Linked DNA regions of Homo sapiens: regions 1 and 2 are each linked to region 3. The links are chromatin contacts, found by Hi-C or POLR2A ChIA-PET in ENCODE. All regions are on one chromosome and are shown on one strand. Each heading gives the region's core, a stretch centred on a gene start or an enhancer-like site at or near the end of the contact. The rest is flanking DNA. Distances are from core to core; before and after follow the strand shown.

Region 1 (2,700 bases), core at 90-2,589, 57 kb before region 3:
CTCTACGCAGTTTTGCTTACTTCTCATCTCCATATCAAGGTATATAGCCAGTTAGAATTTTTTAAATTAAAAGCAATTTATGTGTCATTTAGAACTAAGTAAAACTACACAAGAAAATCTCTTATAAATCATACAAGGACTGCTTTAAGAAACTCATTTGTTTCTAATTTATTTTCTCCATTAGCAACGTGTTGCTAAAATCACAAGAGAATAGAACATTGCTCATATGAATTAATTCCTATCCATCGGCAACAAGGGGAACCAAGGGTCGGCTACGGCATCCAAAGAAAGGCAATTATGCACAATGAGCAAAGAAGGTGGTTCGAGGTTGCACTGCCAAGAAATGACATATTCCAGTGGAGTTAAACCCCCCTCTTCAAATTTTGGCATTCTGCGGTATAAAAATAAAACTGAAGAACATTGAAAAGCAAAGCTTGCCACCTGCTGCCCACTGGCATAATCGTAAATGTTCAAATTGCATCCTTTTTTTTTTATTTAAACCCTTCTACTAATTGATTGGCATGGATATTTCCATATTGCGTATTTATTCATTTTCACCAGTCTCTGAGAGGAAATGTCAGCCCCTCAAATTTTTAACCAGATGCTATTTCAAACCCTATACATAATCAGCTATAACCAGTGCACCTCTAACCAGAAAGCAAACCCAACTTCCAAATGGTTATATATGTTGTGTACTGTATATAATAAATCCACCAAAATGCAGTTGTGCTCATTATAGTATCCAGACCAGGGAAGAATTCCTTTGAAAATGTGCCAGCTCTGTCCTATGCTTCCAGGCCTGTCATCATTCTAGATGATATGGAATACAAAACCCATTTTCTGATCCTTATAGATTTTAAAATCCAAACATTAATAGCTTAACTCCCTTCAGCTAGTTTATAAATAGTTGATATACATTCACACTACAAAATTTCAAGTAGAAGCCCAGCTAAAACACCTCAAAGATCAGCTTTAAACATTTAAACTTAAATACCTTAATTATATTAATACCGACAAGTGTTTTCATGGGTTCTGAAAATGTTTTCAGTATTCTTTTTCATTTGCACTTATTCTAAAGAAGTCTGAGAAATAAATGCATTTTAGCCTTTTTTTTTTTTTTAGAACAACAATCCTTCAAGTCTCGTCTCTTTCTTCTAACTCTGTAGATTTGCGTATCCATGCCATCATTCCCTCAAAAACAATCCAGAACGCTGCTAAGGAGAAAGTGAAACTTTGAATTAAAGAAGAAAATGCCATCTGAGAGAAAGATGCCCTAACAGCCAGTCACAAACCCAATTAGGACGGTGAATGATGCAAACACGACTCCATCTGCTCTCCTGTCCCCCAGGGAGCCGGGGAGGGGGTTAGGGCTGTGGCCTCTTGAGAGGCTTATATGGCAAACAGTCTCATCACATCACATCGATAACTCCTGAGGCGCTTTGAAATACAACTTTAAAGGCTTCTGCCTGCTGAAACTGTCCATACGCAAAATAGCACCAAAGCTAGTTGAAGTTTTTTCAAGTTTTGTCTGGGAACTACTATAAAGCAGACAATAAAAAATAATTCATTTTCAAGACAGATGGCACCATAATGTTGCACTATTTTCTAGTGTGCATTTTTTCCTAAACACTAGAGGCAGCGTCTCCATACAAAAGAAAGTCCATCCAGCTGCAGCCAGTTAGCTTTCAGATTGCTGTTTCTGTAGAACATCACACACATTAAAAAAAAAAAAAAGTCCCTTTTTTCCCCCACCATAGTCAGCTCAACCCTTTCTTCTAAAACTCTACAGGAGCTATTATTTCATGCATTATTATTGTCAGTGTTTCTGATCTCTTTCCCGCTTGCATCTGATTGTTCACACCTGAGAACACCTAGAAGTGGTTTGTACTTGTAAGGTTAAAGTTTAGTTAGATCTTCCTACATGCTGTCTGCAATTCAGAAGGGTGCCTGGTGCACACAGGTAATGATACAGTAAGTTAATCCTTTAATTAATTAAATCCAGGCCCATTAACACCAGAACTGGGCTTTGACTGAACAGATAAAATATCTGACTTAATATCAACAGAGGGGACAGTATTACATGTTTTGTCCTATGAAAATATAGCTCTCTACTAAAAATGAAAAAAAAAACCACTTACACTAGAAATGATGGAAGAAACATTCCAGTTATCAATTATTCATTGAAACTAAAGACTATTTAGTTTGGCTGCTAGCACACTGCCTGGCACACAGTAAATATTCAACAAATACATGTGAAATTGAAAGTCCCAATCATTTCTTTTGGTTTCTTGTCAAAGACTTCCTAATGGAGCTTGATCAAATCCTTGTTTTTCATGAACATCCTAAATTATTTGAACATAAAGCTGAGCTTGATCAAATCCTTGTTTTTTATGAACATCCTAAATTAATCTGAACATAAAGCTGATATGGATATGTAAGTTTTTTAAAAGAAGTATAGCATTTCCTCACTAGGTATGAAAAGCATTTCTGATTCTGTGAAAGGCAATTACCATTATTTTTATCAAGCAGCATGTTACTACACTACTTCACAAAGCAAATCACAAAAACTTTCCTAGCAACTTTAGACCTTAATAGCTAAATTAAATGAATATAAGTCTGAAACAAAAACTGCTTTATTAATAGTATCAAATACATATGCAATTTTTGTGTCATACTGTTACTTATTTTATATTATTTTAA
Region 2 (2,700 bases), core at 56-2,555, 37 kb before region 3:
ATGTTTTTCCATCAAAATTAAATTCAAGTAAACTCTGCAAAGACACAAAGTCTGCAGTGACATTTAACCTTATGTTATAGTTACAGATAGAAACAGGTTCAGAAACCAGATCCAATGTGTTGTAGAGGAACTCTGAAGAGTAGCGACAGTGAAGCAAACTGGTCAAGGTCAAAGAGAAGAGAACATCACAAGGGGCATAACATTTAGGAGGTTATTGTAGGCACTTAGGAGATTGAGTCCAGCCTGTGCAACATAGCAAGACCCCATCTCTTAAAAAAAAAAAAAAGTGGCCAAAACTGCCACCAAGACAGCGATAAACTCAGATAGTGGGCTTGCAGAAAGCCCACTGACATCAAGATCTAGGTGAGCAGGTTAAGCAACAAAACCCTACACCATCCTGGCTACCAGGTTGGTCTTCTGAAAATACTTTCATCATTTGAAACAGTCAAAATTGAGTTAATTCTCAATCTGTGCGCCAAGTACTAAAGAGTCTCAGATGTCTTTCACATTCGTATCTACTCCAGTTTGACAAGCTGATCCTAGAGTTCTTTAAAAGTTCAGTGATTGTATTTTTAGGAAGTAACCCATGCCCTGAAGCTCAGCTTCTACTGTTTTTAATTCTAAAAAAGTAACCCTTAGTTATATTTAAAACTTGTCTCAGTCCACACAGTGCAAACAGTGTGACTCTCTGCCCCTTGCCTTTCTCTCCAAACAAGTTGCAGCATGTCTACCGCATGTGTCCTGGGGAGAAATGTGAGTCTAACTGTGTCTTCTGTGATCAGAGACAGCAGGTGAGAAATTGCTTTGCTGTGTGTGTCTTCACAGTAATTCCCAGCTGCCCTTTGAAGTCATTCAATAACACTAAGTGATATCAGATCACAAGAAATATAGCATGAGGTCACACATTTTAGTCTACTCTGTCTGCTTGCTCCTTGTACCAAATCCAAATAAATGCTGTTGTTTCGTTGTAAATGTCTCTGGGTTAGCCTCCTCCAAAATCCCTAAAGAGAAAAAAAAATTAGCATAACATCCCAATGCCTTTTCTATCCAGTCTCCTGGAATAATGAAGAATTCCACATAATGAAATTTTCTAAATACGTGGACCATGCCCATCAATCACCAATATATTTAATAAATCTTTACAGGTCTTTCATCCTTATGAAAATCTATTTGAAACCTGTGAGGGATGGGTGTTTGCTTTCATTGTTCTCTCTCTTCCCTCTGAGTCAGATCGTCAAGTCACACAAGCATTCTTTCCACCCTATTTTCCTACCCTATTTGCCTTTCTAATCTTACGAGTAACAACTTCACCAACCAGATAGTTGAGCATAGCAAAAATTAAAGGGACTACAAGTCACAAAGGCTGGGTACAGAATCTCATGTTTCATTCAGGAGTTTAATGCCTTTATGTCAAGTACACAGCCCCAGAATTCCCAGCTCCCCAAGAGCTGTGTTCTGGAAGCTTGAAGTTTTCTAAACCTAAGCTCAGCAGGAGTGGTTGTTAACCATGTGATGTAATTTAAAATAGGTGGTCAGCTGGGCCCAAACACACTCTTCCCAATACCGTCAATAGTTGTAAAAGCACTCACAGAATATAACGTAATTAAATCACAAGTCCTGTAATACAAAACAACCAGCAGTTTTCCTGGATTGTTTCTGATCTTATCACTGCCATGTATAACTTTTTTTAATCACAGGCATTCAATGAAAAAAAAGAAAAAGTTAAAATATCTATCTACAGTTTAGTGTATATAAGCATTTAACATTAATTAAAATAGCAAAAGGGAAAAAAATAACCCAGAAAAAAAATTTTTCTGAAAATGCTATTATATAAAAAAAATTAATAAAAGTTGCCTTTAACAAAGGAAGACCAAAATCAAAAAATGAAAAAAAGAACAGAAATAGATAATTTAGACAGAGGGAAATGAAATTAGTAAAGAAACTTATAGGGTAATGTCCAAATTAACAAAGTCATCAAAAGAGATGAACACTAAAACAAGGAGATACATCACGGCTAATTTTTTAGAAAATATAAATATTAGTACTAAGTGCTGCAAAGGAGGTAAGGAATATGGTACAAGCCTTTTTAGAAAGCAGTTTAACAATATGTTTCAAATATTTCAGTAGCCTCATTTTTAGAAATTTATTCTAATAATCAAAAAAAGGAAATAACTGGGCATACATATATGTAGGTGTCCACAGCAGCGCTATTTGTGCCAAGAAAAAATTTAAAAGAACCATAAAGGTTGAGTAGAATATGGTATTAACAGCCATTCAAAATTAGAACTATAAAGTGATACTACCAGCTTTTAAAGCATTGATAAAGTGAATTAAAACACGTTATTTCATTATTCACTGCCATTCACTCCTTAAGCACCTTCTCTAATAGTATAATTTTACTTTGTGCATTCATGCTAGTATATATGTATGATGAGTACATATTTTGAAAAATCTTGGGTTTTACAGACTGTAAACTATTATGCACATATATTGTTATAACTGTTATCTTTAGAGTTCATTCAAAGGAAGACAATACCTTTCTAAATAATCTTTAAATTTGTTTTAATCCCATCCATGTTATCTTTATTCATCCAATTGAGCCCCCTCTTAAATGCCTGCATTGTGCCAAGAACTGCAGACAAAAGATGGAGACAAATTTCTTGCTCTCAAGTAGATCAGAGTCCAATAGGAAAGACACAA
Region 3 (2,700 bases), core at 76-2,575:
AAAGATAGAGGAGGAGGGAATACTTCTAAAACTCGTTCTATGAAGCTGGTATATGATACCAAAACCAAAGACACATGCAAAAAAAAAAAAAAAATTAAAAAAAAACTACAGGCCAATATCCTTAATAAACATTAATGCAAAAATCCTAGACAAAATACTAACAAACCAAATTCAACAAAACATTAAAAAGATCATTCATCATGACCAAGTGGGACTTATCCCGGGGTTGCAAGGATGGTTCAACATATGCAAATCAATGTGATACATCATATCAACAGAATGAAGGACAAAAACCATGTGATCATTTCAATTGGTGCTGAAAAAACATTTGATAAAATTCAACATCCCTTCATGAAAAAAAGCACTCAAACAACTGGGTATAGAAAAAAACATACCTGAGTACAATAAAAGCCAAAAAGTCTGTATGATAGACCCACACTAGTATCATGATGAATGGGGAAAAGATCTGGAACAAGACAAGGAGGCCCACTTTTATACTGTTATTTAACATAGTACTGGGAGTTCTAGCTAGAGCAATCAGACAAGAGAAAGAAATAAAGGGCATCCGAATTGAAAAGGAAGAAGTCAAATTATCCTTGTTTGCAGATGATATGATCTTATTTTTGGAAAAACCTAAAAACTCCACCAAAAAACTATTAGAACTAATAAAACAAATTCAGTAAAGTTGCAGGATATAAAAATCAACATATGGAAATCAGTAACATTTCTATATGCTAATAGTGAACAATTTGAAAAAGAAATCAAGAAAGTAATCCCAATTACAATAGCTACAAATAAAATAAAATACCTAGGAATTAACCCAAGCAGTGAAAGATCTCTACAATGAAAACTACAAAACATTGATGCAAGAAACTGAAGAGGGAAACAAACTGAACACTGATCCTACAAGCTGATCATCCATGAAACTACTCCGGGATCCATCAAGGCAGCAAGGGGACACAGAGAGCAAAGAGGAGTGAAGCTGCGCAGGAGCCTATCTGGAGTCAACACAGACCCATGAGAAGCTCCCCAACAAGGGAGTGGTGAGTGAGAGCCCCTCAGGGGATTCACACTTTCCACAAGGACCTGTGCAGGACTGGGAATGGGAGAATCCTTCTAGGCCCCTGCACACCCAACCATGCTTCTAAACTGAAGCAGAGAGCCACCTGGAGATTTTCCAGAGGCAACTCTCAAGTCCAAGGACACCTATACAAGCCTTGGACCCCAGAAAAAACTGGCACCAGTGACATAACCCCAGTAGAGGCCACAGTCAGGGTGCCTGGAAGCAATAAGATTGCTCCAGCCGCCCTCACCCCGCCCTTGATAGACAAGGCTCAGTGCCAACTTCCCGCCCAGTGGTCCTGTTTCTGCCTGAAGTCAGCCAGCAGCCACAGCCTCCTGCTGTACTGGGAAACACCCAGACGGCAGGGAAGGTGACTCCACTCTCCCAGTCGGCTCATAGCCAGGTGGGCCACGCCTGCTAGAGCTTCCAACCCAGCAGTCCTGCTTCTGCCTGAACTCAGCAGGCAGACTTAACCTCCTGTTGTCCTGGGAAACACCTGGACAGCAGGGGAGGCCACTCCACCCACCCCCAAAGCCGGTAGCCAGGCAGGCCATGCCTGCTAGAGCTTCCAGTCCACTGGTCCTTCTTCTATCTGAATTCTGCCAAGGGGCACAATATCCTTTTGCCCCAGGATAACACCCGGACAGCAGGGCAGGCATCTCCACCCACCTCCACCACTGGTAGGCAGAGGGGCCAGGCATGCTAGAGCTTCCAGCAGAATGGTCCCACTTCTGTCTGAACTCTGCAGGCAGGCACAACCCCATATTCCCCCAGGAAGCACCCAGACAGAACATTAGGTGACCTCACTCACCCTCACGGCTCCTAGCCAAGGAGAGCTTGCTTGTTTGCTGTACCCAAGCAGGGAGGAGCCCTCACTTTCAGGTCAGTGAGAGAAGATGCCTGGGTTCACAGGCTGGTGGAGGACCGGAGTGTGCCTCCCTCCACAGGAAACAGCAAGGATATGGCCTATGTGCCAACCGTGGCCCCTGCCTGAGGGATCCTCATGAACCAGAACTCCTAACAAAAGAAATGCAAGCACAGAGCCAGTGATTGGAGGGGCCTCCTCCAAGGCACCGGAACAAACTAGGTAAGGGAGTCATCTCTCTAACCCCCAACATAGAGCACTCCTACCCACTGTGCTAAAACAAAAAAGCTTTGCAGTACGGTAAGAGCCTATCTGCTGGCTAACATTCTTAAATGGTGCCTACTGGCTCACAGCCCAAAATACAATGGTAAAATATTTTGCCAGGATATAGTGCCTATGAAAACTTAATGCAAAGGCTCCTACTGGCACCCCACCCCAACCAACACATGTGCACCCCACTGCGCCACTGCAGCTTCTGGCACACACAAGCCAGCATGGATCCCACTGCCACGGCCCTGAGGAAAGGTGTTGGCTGGCACCCCCCATCAGAGTACTGAGGTCAGTGGACCGGGAACACCTTGGCCCCTTCAGCACACCAGGTTCCTAACACAAAGGTGTCAAGGAACAAAGCTGGGGGCCCCATACCAGCCCCACAGAATTAGAGCACACAGCATAGTAGTCAACTGAACCTAGTCAACTGAACCCACTTTAGACCACAATCAAACCCCCAATGGCAGCAAAGAAGATAAAAGCAAAAAAACTCATCCAGAGG

The links. A loop is a pair of places that touch in the nucleus more often than their neighbours do. ChIA-PET counts read pairs that join two places held with the same protein, here RNA polymerase II (POLR2A). Pooled maps may share reads with other maps.
Region 1: a loop to region 3 is called in a pooled map, with 2.1 times the contacts of the local background. The contact joins two enhancer-like sites. A Hi-C loop is called at or near these places in 3 of 168 maps with a recorded cell type or tissue (Caco-2, K562 and endothelial cell of umbilical vein) and 1 of 50 pooled maps. POLR2A ChIA-PET finds 5 or more read pairs at or near these places in 2 of 52 experiments (BJ and activated T-cell).
Region 2: a loop to region 3 is called in a map of Right ventricle myocardium inferior, with 2.9 times the contacts of the local background. The contact joins two enhancer-like sites. A Hi-C loop is called at or near these places in 10 of 168 maps with a recorded cell type or tissue (IMR-90, K562, PC-3 and 5 more) and 4 of 50 pooled maps. POLR2A ChIA-PET finds 5 or more read pairs at or near these places in 7 of 52 experiments (BJ, OCI-LY7, PC-3 and 4 more).

What each region holds. Positions count from the first base shown.
Region 1 is chr2:33,032,649-33,035,348 of GRCh38, reverse strand. The region is part of intron 3 of LTBP1 (latent transforming growth factor beta binding protein 1); the gene reads right to left. Among named protein-coding and RNA genes, the nearest start is that of LTBP1, 87 kb to the right of the region's middle. Within about 2 kb of position 1,339, at least 5 of the 41 ENCODE cell types and tissues checked have a DNase peak (open chromatin) inside an H3K27ac peak, as active enhancers do.
Region 2 is chr2:33,012,581-33,015,280 of GRCh38, reverse strand. All of the region lies in intron 2 of LTBP1 (latent transforming growth factor beta binding protein 1), which reads right to left. Among named protein-coding and RNA genes, the nearest start is that of LTBP1, 67 kb to the right of the region's middle. Within about 2 kb of position 1,305, at least 3 of the 41 ENCODE cell types and tissues checked have a DNase peak (open chromatin) inside an H3K27ac peak, as active enhancers do.
Region 3 is chr2:32,976,061-32,978,760 of GRCh38, reverse strand. All of the region lies in intron 2 of LTBP1 (latent transforming growth factor beta binding protein 1), which reads right to left. Among named protein-coding and RNA genes, the nearest start is that of LTBP1, 30 kb to the right of the region's middle. Within about 2 kb of position 1,325, at least 5 of the 41 ENCODE cell types and tissues checked have a DNase peak (open chromatin) inside an H3K27ac peak, as active enhancers do.